3 separate regions of the Homo sapiens genome follow, and all the other regions are linked to region 1. A link is a contact called in ENCODE Hi-C data. All regions are on one chromosome and are shown on one strand. Each heading gives the region's core, a stretch centred on a gene start or an enhancer-like site at or near the end of the contact. The rest is flanking DNA. Distances are from core to core; before and after follow the strand shown.

What was found. Hi-C counts contacts between places; a loop is a spot of excess contacts on that map.
Region 2: a loop to region 1 is called in a map of K562, with 4 times the contacts of the local background. The contact joins the promoter of OR4C3 here to the promoter of OR4X1 in region 1. A Hi-C loop is called at or near these places in 2 of 168 maps with a recorded cell type or tissue (CD8-positive, alpha-beta T cell and K562).
Region 3: a loop to region 1 is called in a map of heart left ventricle, with 7 times the contacts of the local background. The contact joins the promoter of OR4B1 here to the promoter of OR4X1 in region 1. A Hi-C loop is called at or near these places in 3 of 168 maps with a recorded cell type or tissue (heart left ventricle, posterior cingulate gyrus and transverse colon).

What each region holds. Positions count from the first base shown.
Region 1 is chr11:48,261,707-48,265,868 of GRCh38, forward strand. OR4X1 (olfactory receptor family 4 subfamily X member 1) reads left to right here and starts at 2,155. Exons shown (of 1, transcript NM_001004726.1): 1 at 2,155-3,072. The coding sequence starts at 2,155. The coding sequence ends at 3,072.
Region 2 is chr11:48,322,911-48,327,072 of GRCh38, forward strand. It overlaps OR4C3 (olfactory receptor family 4 subfamily C member 3), which reads left to right and starts at 2,010. Exons shown (of 1, transcript NM_001004702.2): 1 at 2,010-3,045. The coding sequence starts at 2,112. The coding sequence ends at 3,020.
Region 3 is chr11:48,214,710-48,218,871 of GRCh38, forward strand. OR4B1 (olfactory receptor family 4 subfamily B member 1) reads left to right here and starts at 2,101. Exons shown (of 1, transcript NM_001005470.1): 1 at 2,101-3,030. The coding sequence starts at 2,101. The coding sequence ends at 3,030.

The DNA of each region.
Region 1 (4,162 bases), core at 905-3,404:
ACTTCTCTGTGATAGGATATCTTTGGAGAGAAGAATGTTCGAAAAGACCAGTCTGACCAATCTTATTTTTCAAAACCTCATAGTACATGAGGTTCTATGACAGGAAAAGTGAAATAAGAAACCACAAAGTAGGGACTGGTTTCATTTTAAATATTTAGAAATTTTCACAGAAGTTGTTTACTGAGGTTAGGCCTTCTTTGAGATTCTGTGTGCATCCCCATTTTAGGTTTCCTTAACTGTGAACCCCGGAAATGTCCATTTAATGTGCTGTCTGATTAGAACACAGATTTATGTTTCAGGTTCTCTTCTTTTGGCCCTGCCAATTACAAAGTCAGTATTAAAGTATTTTAGACATCGCAGGCAAAATGTCACTAACACTGTCAGTGGTTTACACATCTATTGACCTCTTTATGAAATTATCTCTCAAAGGTATTTCTTTTCCGTGCAGAGGCTTAATACATGTTAATTTCCTTTTAAAAATTCTACTCTAAATCCACTCAATTTGTAGCTTTTTGAGACAATTTGATGATTATATTGTAAATACATCTTGTTCTGTTAACCTTCAATACGCTTGGACTAAAAATACAACAATGAATCTTTTAAAATCAGAAGACTAAAGTGGTCCTTACAAATCCTTTGAGGGGACCTCTCATTGACACTCCAAACCAGAAGTAATTATAGAACATTTGCTTTCAAGCTAAATTTCACAGAAAATACTCACCTAGTGATAGAGTCATTGTTTCCGTGAGGATGAAACCTCCCCATGTAAGATTCCTGCCTTCTGCATAAACATCCTGTGTGTGAAAGATTGGTATATGGCAGAAGGATCAGCTGGGTACACAGAGGAGCATGGTGGGGAGCTAAAGGGAGGGCACAACAACGAGGGGATGGCATTATGGCTGTTTTATAGATCAGGAAACTGAGGCTCAGAGAGGTTTCATCACTTGTCCCAGGCCACACAACTCTTCTTTGGACCAAGGTCTGTATTTTCGAGATGTACATGCTTCTACCACATCACTCACTTCTGCAGAGTACCTTATAGTGGTTCATCATATCAATCTTGCCTTATACTATCACGTGGAATGAGTTTTCTACACCGAGTGCTAACATTTCTCAACCCCAACCTCAAATCTGTGAAGCTAACCAGGTTCCCTAATAGGCATAAGAAAGAAACTGAGAAGAGGAAAGGAAAATCACAAAGCCTCAACCACTGTTCTTGGAGGAAGGTATGGAGAAGGGGAAATTTATGAGGCAGTAACAAGTCAGAAGGCATTTCAATAATTAGTTAGTTAAATTGGGGTAAAATACACAACAGGATTTACCATCTTAACAATTTTTAAGTGTATAGCTGAGTAACATTAAAATACATTCACATAATTGTGCAGCCATCACCACCTTTCATCTCTAGAACACCTTTCATTGCCCCAAACTGAAACTACCATGAAACACTAACTCCATATTCTTCCTCCCCCTGCAGTCCCTGGCGGCCACCATTCTACTTTCTGTCTCTATGAATTTGACTATTCTAGGTACTCTAGGTGCTGTATAAGTGGACTTACACAATATTTTTATTTCTGTGACTTAGTATGTCACTTAGCATATTCAGTCCCATTTTATAATGTAGCTGACTGTTCTGAGGGCTTGTTGATGTGCTTAACCCTGGGACCCTTTAATCAGAACCCTGGGACATGACAAGTCTGCACAAGCAGATGTAGACATCAGGCACTCTTTAGGCATAGGAGATGTAGTGGAAGCATGTACATTTTGAGAAACACAGATCTGGGCTCAAATAAGAGCTGTGTGGCTTTGGGCAAGTGGCTGGACCTCTCTGAGTCTCAGTTTTTTTCTTATCTATAAAATGTCCTCTGATTTTTCTTGTGAGCATTCAATCAGCATGTGCTAGATCAGCAAAAACACTTCAAGGCCGCAACACTACAAAATCGAGGCTTATGTTGGGAATAACATCAAGCAGCTGATATTTGCTGTTTTGTTCACTTGTCTCAGAACATGTTTTGGGGAAAACCAAGGGAGAGAACAAACTCAAGAGGGAGCAGGATGATGATAGTCCTCAGGCCTGGGAAGGATGTTTCTAATGATTGAGGAGAGTTCTTTGATTTCTGTGATTCCAGGCTGTCAGCTCCTGTGCTTTAAAATATGGTTGCTACAAACAATGTGACTGAAATAATTTTCGTGGGATTTTCCCAGAATTGGAGTGAGCAGAGGGTCATTTCTGTGATGTTTCTCCTCATGTACACAGCTGTTGTGCTGGGCAATGGCCTCATTGTGGTGACCATCCTGGCCAGCAAAGTGCTCACCTCCCCCATGTATTTCTTTCTCAGCTACTTATCCTTTGTGGAGATCTGCTACTGTTCTGTCATGGCCCCCAAGCTTATCTTTGACTCCTTTATCAAGAGGAAAGTCATTTCTCTCAAGGGCTGCCTCACACAGATGTTTTCCCTCCATTTCTTTGGTGGCACTGAGGCCTTTCTCCTGATGGTGATGGCCTATGACCGCTATGTGGCCATCTGCAAGCCCTTGCACTACATGGCCATCATGAACCAGCGAATGTGTGGTCTCCTCGTGAGGATAGCATGGGGCGGGGGCCTGCTGCATTCTGTTGGGCAAACCTTCCTGATTTTCCAGCTCCCGTTCTGTGGCCCCAACATCATGGACCACTACTTCTGTGATGTCCACCCAGTGCTGGAGCTGGCCTGCGCAGACACCTTCTTCATTAGCCTGCTGATCATCACCAATGGCGGCTCCATCTCCGTAGTCAGTTTCTTCGTGCTGATGGCTTCCTACCTGATCATCCTGCACTTCCTGAGAAGCCACAACTTGGAGGGGCAGCACAAGGCCCTCTCCACCTGTGCCTCTCATGTCACAGTTGTCGACCTGTTCTTCATACCTTGCTCCTTGGTCTATATTAGGCCCTGTGTCACCCTCCCTGCAGACAAGATAGTTGCTGTATTTTATACAGTGGTCACACCTCTCTTAAACCCTGTGATTTACTCCTTCAGGAATGCTGAAGTGAAAAATGCCATGAGGAGATTTATTGGGGGAAAAGTAATTTGAGAAGAGAAGTAGATGATTTAGTTAGGGAAAATAGGAGGAGTAAGGGATGGGAAATTGGGGCATGTAAGATCTCACTCTGCATCTACCTTGCCCAATGGAGTGAGTGGCCTTGGGCCAGTCACCTTTTTTGAAGTTTCAGTTTCCTCATCTTATGGGATTGGACAAGATTAAAGGGAGCTCTAGGATGGAGTAAGAGGGGTCTTCTAGTGCTGTGCTTCCAAATCTGACAGTGGCTTTGAGATATATTGGTTGGTCTAAAGAGAATAAACTCTTCCAGAAAACCAGGTCAGTCTGGGAATGGTGAAGAGGGAGGTGAGGATTGAGAATGACTGTTTCAGGGAGCACTGGTCATTATGTCCTATCAGTTTGAACATTTGCATGATTGGAAAGTCTCTTGACTTGACATACTGAGGTTTTGCTGAGAGGGTTTTAAGCAGGCAAGCTGACTGAGAAGGGTTAGTCCTGAGAATGGAAGACGTTGACTCTTGTCAAGAGATTCACATGAGCTCATGCTAGCATTAGACTCAGGGTTCTCAAGAATCCAAAAGAACAACAGGGAAATTTTAAGCAAATTGAAGGCACTGCTGTCCCATATTTTAACCTTCTTCTTTGAGTCTTATTCCAGTAGCCACCAGACTATAAGAATGTGCCCAGAACCCTAACCCTAATCCTGCCCCTCACTGCCATCAGATAAATTTTCTTCCACATGCTTTCAGACTCATCACCTTCAAGCAGTTCTCTGATTTCATCACTCTCCTCCTCAAAAATCTTCAATGACTCCCCATTGCCTTCTGAATCAACTATAAATTCCTACTTGATATGAAATACCCTCAAGTCATGACCTTCTCATAATGTTAGATTTTCATTTTTCAATTACACTATTAGAGCATACTGTTTTCTGAACATCTCCTTGTGCCCTCCACCTATAATATTTTCCTTATCTCTACCTATTAACATCCTACCTACCCTCCATGGCCCATCTGAAATTCTCCTATCTTTAGGAAGCCCCCATGTTTATCTTATCTGGGTATGTCATTTTCTTTCTTTGAATTCTCACAGCACTCAGTGGGAATCCTTTAGGGCTGTTACT
Region 2 (4,162 bases), core at 760-3,259, 61 kb after region 1:
AGAAGTTGTTCATAGTAACACAGCCAATAAAATGGCAGAGAAGGGGAGGGATTCAAACCCGATGTGTTTAAGTGACAGTATGGTACTGTGAAGCCCACAAACTCTGTGGCAAGACTGCCTCAGTACAAGCCCCAGTTCTGTCACTGATTAGTTAAGCATTTCTTACTTTCTTCCTCTGAAAATGAGGATAAAAACAGTAATCTACTTCATGGGAATGATGTGAGGATTAAACAAGCTGACCTATGTAAGTGTTTGGATAGTGCTTGGCAAAGGCTAAATTCTATGTAGGTGTTTCCTCTCATCACTGTTGTCTGTGTTTTTGGCCATAATGTTCTACCTTCAAAAAGTCCCCATCAGACTTGTCACTTGCAGGAGCTATATTTACCTTCTTGCAATGAAGTGTAGAGAGAGAAAAAGGTAGCAGTTTCATGATCAGTATATGAATTTTCTCTCCAGTGTTTCTATATATCTGGGTACCTCTTTCTTCTTCTGACACTTGATGGTTCTCCTTTAATTCTTGTCATACTGAGCATTAAATCTGCAGCAAGTTGGAGGATTCAACTACTTTAAGAAGACCTATGTTTCCAGGAAAAGGATAGGGTGGTGGAGAGGGTTAGTGACAGTTTCAAAATTTAAGATAGGCACAGGTGTTACCAAAGTGCCAGGGGTTTTGTCTAGGTCCTGCTGTTGGCCACACAGAAAGCCAATTACTGAGATGAGTATTCCTGGGGAAAAAGGCTTTAATTGGGTATTGCAGTTGGAAGGTAGATTAGTCTCAAATCAGTCTCCTCAACCAACTGAAATTAGGGGTTTATATAGCAGGGAGGAAACGTTAACTGTTAAAACAGGAGTTAGAGACAGGTAAGGAAGAGGAGTTGGACAATAAGAAGTAGGTGGTCGGTTAGGAAAACAGGGAGGGCTAAGGAAGCAATTATGATAAATATGGAGTCTGATATCTTATTGCCTGAATACAGTGATTTGGTGAGTTTTAGTTTTTTGATAGTTTTTGGGATGTCTGAGGGTGAATGTTTTGAGGAGGGAATTCAGATAAGAGAAATGTAAATTTTAAGACCAGAAGAGCAATTTTTAAGTCCCTCCAACAAACCCCACAACTATCTACTGGACTATTAGGTCTATTTCATAGGCATTTCCTTAGTATCATTAGGGGAATAAAGGGTGAGTAGGAATATTCTGCCACATAAGGTTATAACTGATAGCTGGTTAAGACAGAGCATCTGTTCCCTCCGCCCTTGTAGCTTCCCTTATGTAGTTATAGGCAGATAATCATCTACTAGTACCTTTCACTGATACTCCCCTTTTTTTAAATTTTGTTTTTTACTTTGAGTCCTCCCCGTAGATTGCAGGGGGACTAGTAGTCCTTAACTAGAAGGATTACACCAAGGTCAGAGAAAGCAAAACTCAGAAGTATGTAAAAATGTACAAAACAAGGGGGAGGAGAAAGCTAAGTTGTCTTCCTAGGCATGATGCTATTCACAGTATGCAGATGCAGCAAATGAGAAAGTAGAGAAGTAGAGAATTTGGTAAGTTTCTAGCCACAACCAAGTCAGTTTCTTCCAATCCTGCTTTAGTTTGTTTTATATCAATTTGTATTAGCATTGGAAAAACCAACAAAAAGTGTAACCAACCTCATTGCAAACCCCAAGAAGAAAGTTTAATTCAAAGTATGGACCATACATGCAGAGATTTCAGGAGATTTCAGGAGGTCTTAACTCTACATGGTTTTCTCAAGTGTGATCTAATCTATGTTGAAAGTGATCAGAGATTTACTCCAGTTTGAAATGGAAAATAAATGTCTGATAAATGTTCAATCCCAGCAGCCACAAAAATGCAAATTTAGATAATTAAGTTATTATTTTCATCTAATAACTGAGATATGTGGTGCCCAGTGATGCTAAAGTTAACAGACATTTTGTGGTCAGAAGATTAAATTTGTATAAGAATTTTGGAACAGAAGAGGGTTAAGAGGAACAAAGGATATATTAAAGGAAAACTTGCAATGTTTTTCCCCCATGCAATTAGTTCTATTACTTATGTTTCTCCTTGTCTTTATAGGCAATACTGCACCTGCATTCTCAGTGACCTTGGAATCTATGGACATACCACAAAATATCACAGAATTTTTCATGCTGGGGCTCTCACAGAACTCAGAGGTACAGAGAGTTCTCTTTGTGGTCTTTTTGCTGATCTATGTGGTCACGGTTTGTGGCAACATGCTCATTGTGGTCACTATCACCTCCAGCCCCACGCTGGCTTCCCCTGTGTATTTTTTCCTGGCCAACCTATCCTTTATTGACACCTTTTATTCTTCTTCTATGGCTCCTAAACTCATTGCTGACTCATTGTATGAGGGGAGAACCATCTCTTATGAGTGCTGCATGGCTCAGCTCTTTGGAGCTCATTTTTTGGGAGGTGTTGAGATCATTCTGCTCACAGTGATGGCTTATGACCGCTATGTGGCCATCTGTAAGCCCCTGCACAATACTACCATCATGACCAGGCATCTCTGTGCCATGCTTGTAGGGGTGGCTTGGCTTGGGGGCTTCCTGCATTCATTGGTTCAGCTCCTCCTGGTCCTTTGGTTGCCCTTCTGTGGGCCCAATGTGATCAATCACTTTGCCTGTGACTTGTACCCTTTGCTGGAAGTTGCCTGCACCAATACGTATGTCATTGGTCTGCTGGTGGTTGCCAACAGTGGTTTAATCTGCCTGTTGAACTTCCTCATGCTGGCTGCCTCCTACATTGTCATCCTGTACTCCTTGAGGTCCCACAGTGCAGATGGGAGATGCAAAGCCCTCTCCACCTGTGGAGCCCACTTCATTGTTGTTGCCTTGTTCTTTGTGCCCTGTATATTTACTTATGTGCATCCATTTTCTACTTTACCTATAGACAAAAATATGGCATTATTTTATGGTATTCTGACACCTATGTTGAATCCACTCATTTATACCCTGAGAAATGAAGAGGTAAAAAATGCCATGAGAAAGCTCTTTACATGGTAAGAAATTGCAGGTGGAAAATGAGTGGTAAAGCAGGAAATAAAAATGACTTTATTTTTGTAAGTGAAACAAACCAAGCCTTACTTTTTTTGTATCATGTATAGTTGTATTCCATCTTAAGCATAATTTCATCTTCACTGACTTTTTTTTTTTTGAGACGGAGTCTCACTTCAACACCCAGGCTGGAGTGCAGTGGCACGATCTCAGCTCACTGCAACCTTCGCCTCCCAGGTTTAAGTGATTCTTGTGCTACAGCCTCCTATGTAGCTGAGGTTACAGGCACCCATCACCATGCCCAGCTAATTTTTGTATTTTTAGTAGAGATGGAGTTTTTCCATGTTGGCCAGGCTGGTCTAGAACTCCTGGCCTCAAGTGATCTGCCCACTGAGGCCTTCCAAAGTGCTGGGATTACAGGCATGAGCCACCACGCCCAGCCTTCACTGACTTTTATTGTTTATTTAGTATTTTCACTTGAATTGCATAATTTGATTATAAAACAACTATATGAAATATACATGGTACGAATGATTATTATTCCTATTTTAGAAATGAGGAAGCTCTGTTTACTGATGTAGTTGGTCAATTAATCAAGATTATCAATTTTTGAAGTGACTAAACCAAAGCTTAAAATGAGTTATTTTTGATCCATCATCCAGATCTTTAAGTAGCAATCCATGTTGACATCATTTGAGTCTGTGTGATAATTAATTGAGTTGTAGAAACACGAGGCAAAATGTTACTTAACACTTAGCCATATATAGCAGGCTTTTCTGCATCCAGGCCTGGCTTCTATTTCTTCTCGTCACATTGTGTGACATCAGCAATACCGCTGCTACACTATAGCAGAGAGGTTAGGAGTTTGGCTCTGGAGATAGAGCAATCTGAGTTTGAATCTTATTTTCTTTCTTTTTTTTTTTTTTGAGACAGAGTCTCGCTCTGTCGCCCATGCTGGAGTGCAGTGGTGTGATCTCAGCTCACTGCAAGCTCTGCCTCCTGGGCTCATGCCATTCTCCTGCCTCAGCCTCCCGAGTAGCTGGGACTACAGGCACCCACCACCGTGCCCGGCCAACTTTTTGTATTTTTTAGTAGAGATGGGGTTTCACCATTCACAGGATGGTCTCGATCTCCTGACCTTGTGATCTGCT
Region 3 (4,162 bases), core at 851-3,350, 47 kb before region 1:
CAAGTTTTGTATTGACCATAGGTCTTGATGCTATTTCTCCAAGGCCCTGGGGTGGCTAACCCCTTTCTCCTCCAGCTGAGGTGTGGTGGCTCTCCACTACCCTTATTTACATAGGCTCGGTTTCAGCTATGGCTCAAACACTCGCAAGCTATGTTTCTTTGGACAAGTTACTAAACTTCTGTAAGCCTCATTTCTCTCATCTAATAATTAGCTACCTCAAAGAGGTACAGGAAGAATTAAATGAGGGGATGACTGTAAGATGCTTATCACAGTCTAGCACACAGTAGACCCGGAATACACAGCAGCAGCATCTGCAGTTGTTGTGGTTGTTAGGAAGACAATGACAATGAAGATGGTAAACATCTGGTAACCACCATGTTCACCATCTTCATCATCATCCTAACAACCACATGATGGCAAACATGAGCTAACAAGATGCTCTAGTTCCTCCAGGCCACCAGACCCCTTGGCAGCCTTCTTGTGTTGTTTTTGAAGCTTCCCTTATTTCTATTCCTCTACACCGGTAAGAGAGTCCCATCTTGCTTTCTCTTTCCCTTTCAGTTGTTTTCTTGGGTACCTCTTTTTTTTTTCTTCACCAATTAATACTCCACTTCATCTCCAGTTTTAGCCAAGCTCCTTACTGAGCATCTTTCAGCAGATTTTTACCTTGTGTTTCTCTTCAAATTTTCACTATGAGAGAAATTGGGGAGGAAAAAGTATTGAATATTTTCAAATGGAAGCACAAGTGGAAGAAGGAAAAGTAAGGTGAATAAGAGATACTTCAAAATAATTTTATTTTATTTAATATTTTTTGAGACGGAGTTTTGCTCTTGTCACCCAGGCTGGAGTGCAATGGTGAGATCTTGGCTCACTGCAACCTCCACCTCCCGGGTTCAAGTGATTATCCTGTCTCAGCCTCCTGAGTAGGTGGGATTACAGGTGCCCACCAGCATGCCCGGTTAATTTTTGTATTTTTAGTAGAGATGGGGTTTCACCATGTTGGCCAGGCCGATCTTGAACTCCTGACCTCAGTTGATCCACCCACCTCGGCCTCCTAAAGTGCTGGGATTACAGGCCTGAGCCACTGCTCCCGGCCCGAGATACTTCAACATAGTTTTGAAAGCAGAGAAAATCTTGAAGTTTTTCTCTCCTTCTTTTCATAAATGTGTTGTTTAATCATTTGAAGTTACAAGCCTCTTCAGGCTAGAACCATGTTCCATTCTCCTTTCCTATGTCCTGAGTTGCCTAGGCCTGTGGTAGGTACTTAATAAAATCTTTGGTTTAAAGAGTTATTTTAAAAGAAATCCTGCACCTTCTGCTGACAAAAATGTTTGCTAATGGCAAGCAAACTGGAAGACAGAAACAAGCAAAGTGGTGTTGTCCATATGTTATATTCAAACTATTGTTTGATAGGGAGCTATTCTCCAAACAACTTCTGGATGTTCACTTAGCTCTCAGCTGCCAACATTTTCTCAAAATGGTTGTAAAATTCATGAAGCTATAGGACTGGGCAAAAACCATAGGGTCTGAAAGAATTCAGAAACTTACATAGTTCATGTAATGAAAACATCAAAGATATTCCCTAAAATGGAGATGTTTCACTTAGATTGGCATTTCTGGGGAGTAAATAAATGGAGGAAACAAAAGAGTCAGGAGCAGAAGGTCACTATACAATCTCTAACACAAAGACATGACCAGAGAAAATGGAGAATAGGAGAAATGTTAGTAATTAATATAAATGGTTTTCATGCTGAAAGCGGTAATTTTTTTTACTTAAAGTAATGTATGAGTTGGAATAATATGACCTGGGAGGCTTGGCTAATTCACAAATTCTCTGAGCCTCAGTTTTCTTACTTGTTATATGGGGATCATAGAGTTTTTGTGGGGCTGCTTGACCAGTGTCTTGCATAGGGTAGGCTATTGAGCACCAAATGAATAAACATTGACTATATAAATAAATAAACAAATGAGTCAGAAAATATGCATAAAAGGGTTTTATTAACAAGCAAGTGCTAAATAAACATGAAGGATTAGCGTTATGATTGCATGTGCTTTGTCACAGGGCTCTTCTCTGAGATCTGTCTTCTCTGAGTGGAATCCATGGCCAGTACAAGTAATGTGACTGAGTTGATTTTCACTGGCCTTTTCCAGGATCCAGCTGTGCAGAGTGTATGCTTTGTGGTGTTTCTCCCCGTGTACCTTGCCACGGTGGTGGGCAATGGCCTCATCGTTCTGACGGTCAGTATCAGCAAGAGTCTGGATTCTCCCATGTACTTCTTCCTTAGCTGCCTGTCCTTGGTGGAGATCAGTTATTCCTCCACTATCGCCCCTAAATTCATCATAGACTTACTTGCCAAGATTAAAACCATCTCTCTGGAAGGCTGTCTGACTCAGATATTCTTCTTCCACTTCTTTGGGGTTGCTGAGATCCTTTTGATTGTGGTGATGGCCTATGATTGCTACGTGGCCATTTGCAAGCCTCTTCATTATATGAACATTATCAGTCGTCAACTGTGTCACCTTCTGGTGGCTGGTTCCTGGCTGGGGGGCTTTTGTCACTCCATAATTCAGATTCTCGTTATCATCCAATTGCCCTTCTGTGGTCCCAATGTGATTGACCACTATTTCTGTGACCTCCAGCCTTTATTCAAGCTTGCCTGCACTGACACCTTCATGGAGGGGGTTATTGTGTTGGCCAACAGTGGATTATTCTCTGTCTTCTCCTTCCTCATCTTGGTGTCCTCTTATATTGTCATTCTGGTCAACTTGAGGAACCATTCTGCAGAGGGGAGGCACAAAGCCCTCTCCACCTGTGCTTCTCACATCACAGTGGTCATCTTGTTTTTTGGACCTGCTATCTTCCTCTACATGCGACCTTCTTCCACTTTCACTGAAGATAAACTTGTGGCTGTATTCTACACGGTCATCACCCCCATGCTGAACCCCATCATTTACACACTCAGGAATGCAGAGGTGAAAATCGCCATAAGAAGATTGTGGAGCAAAAAGGAGAATCCAGGGAGGGAGTGAAAAAAGAGCTTAGGGATGAAAAAGTGATACAAAATGTATGTCTGATTACTCTCTGTTCTTGAAATGGATTTTGATTTTAGTGGGATATTCAAGAATGACAGAAACAAATATAAAGGCTTAATGATACTGCTGCTGTGATTCTGCTTAGTAGCCAAAGACACTTGGTATGCTGGTGTAATGTTTGAAGGACAGAGGTCAGATAGTCTCGCAGAGTCTTAGAGAACTTGATTGGCTTCATGATATCCAACAATATCATGGGCTTGGGTAATATGAAGCCTCAAACCAAGTGCAAATGCAAAGGAGAACATGTTGATAAATGTTTTTTAGATTAAGTCACTTCTTCCTGTTACCTCCTCCCTTCCTCACTTCTTTTCTTTCTCCCTTTTGCTCTTCCTCCTTCCTCCCTCCCTTCCTTCTTTTCTTCCTTCATTCTTTCTCCCCTCTTTGTTCAAACTCCCTCATGATAACAAACTCTATTTCATTAAAAAAGGAAACCAACCAGAGGAATTATCAGGGAATATTTAGGAAGGAGGGCACCAATCTGATCTACAATGTTGACAAGTATGTCTTTGAAAATTACATCCAGGGACTTTTCTTTTCTTCTGGTTGGCTCCTGGTATCTTGTACCATGGACCATCTGACCATAAGCCCCAGAAAAGTCCCTGGAGCATTTTTAGTTCTTGTGATATGTTTTCACAAGAGATGGTCCTTAAATCTGTCTGGTCTTTCTCACAATGTCCAACATTTGTAAAAAAATAATATCAAAATGACATAGATTCTACTTATCACTATGGAAAGATCAAGTCAAATATTTTCACAAATACAGTGTTTCACAAAAACATTGTTAGTCTTATCCAGATGTGAAAAATACAAAATGTTAGAAAATGCTTATTAGGCCTAACTTAAAGAATGAAGGGGAGAGTGATACTGTCCAAGCATACTTCTACTCCAGACCCTGTCCCTTGTTCTAAGTGACCATGCAAGGCCATTTCTTTTAATGCCTATTAGTATTTCTTGGTGAAGGGAGATGAGATCGTCTGTGTCTGCACTTTTGGTTAACTTCTCAGCATCTCTGCCTTACCCCATTGTTTCATATAATTGTACATAATTTATAGAATATCATAAAGTTGTT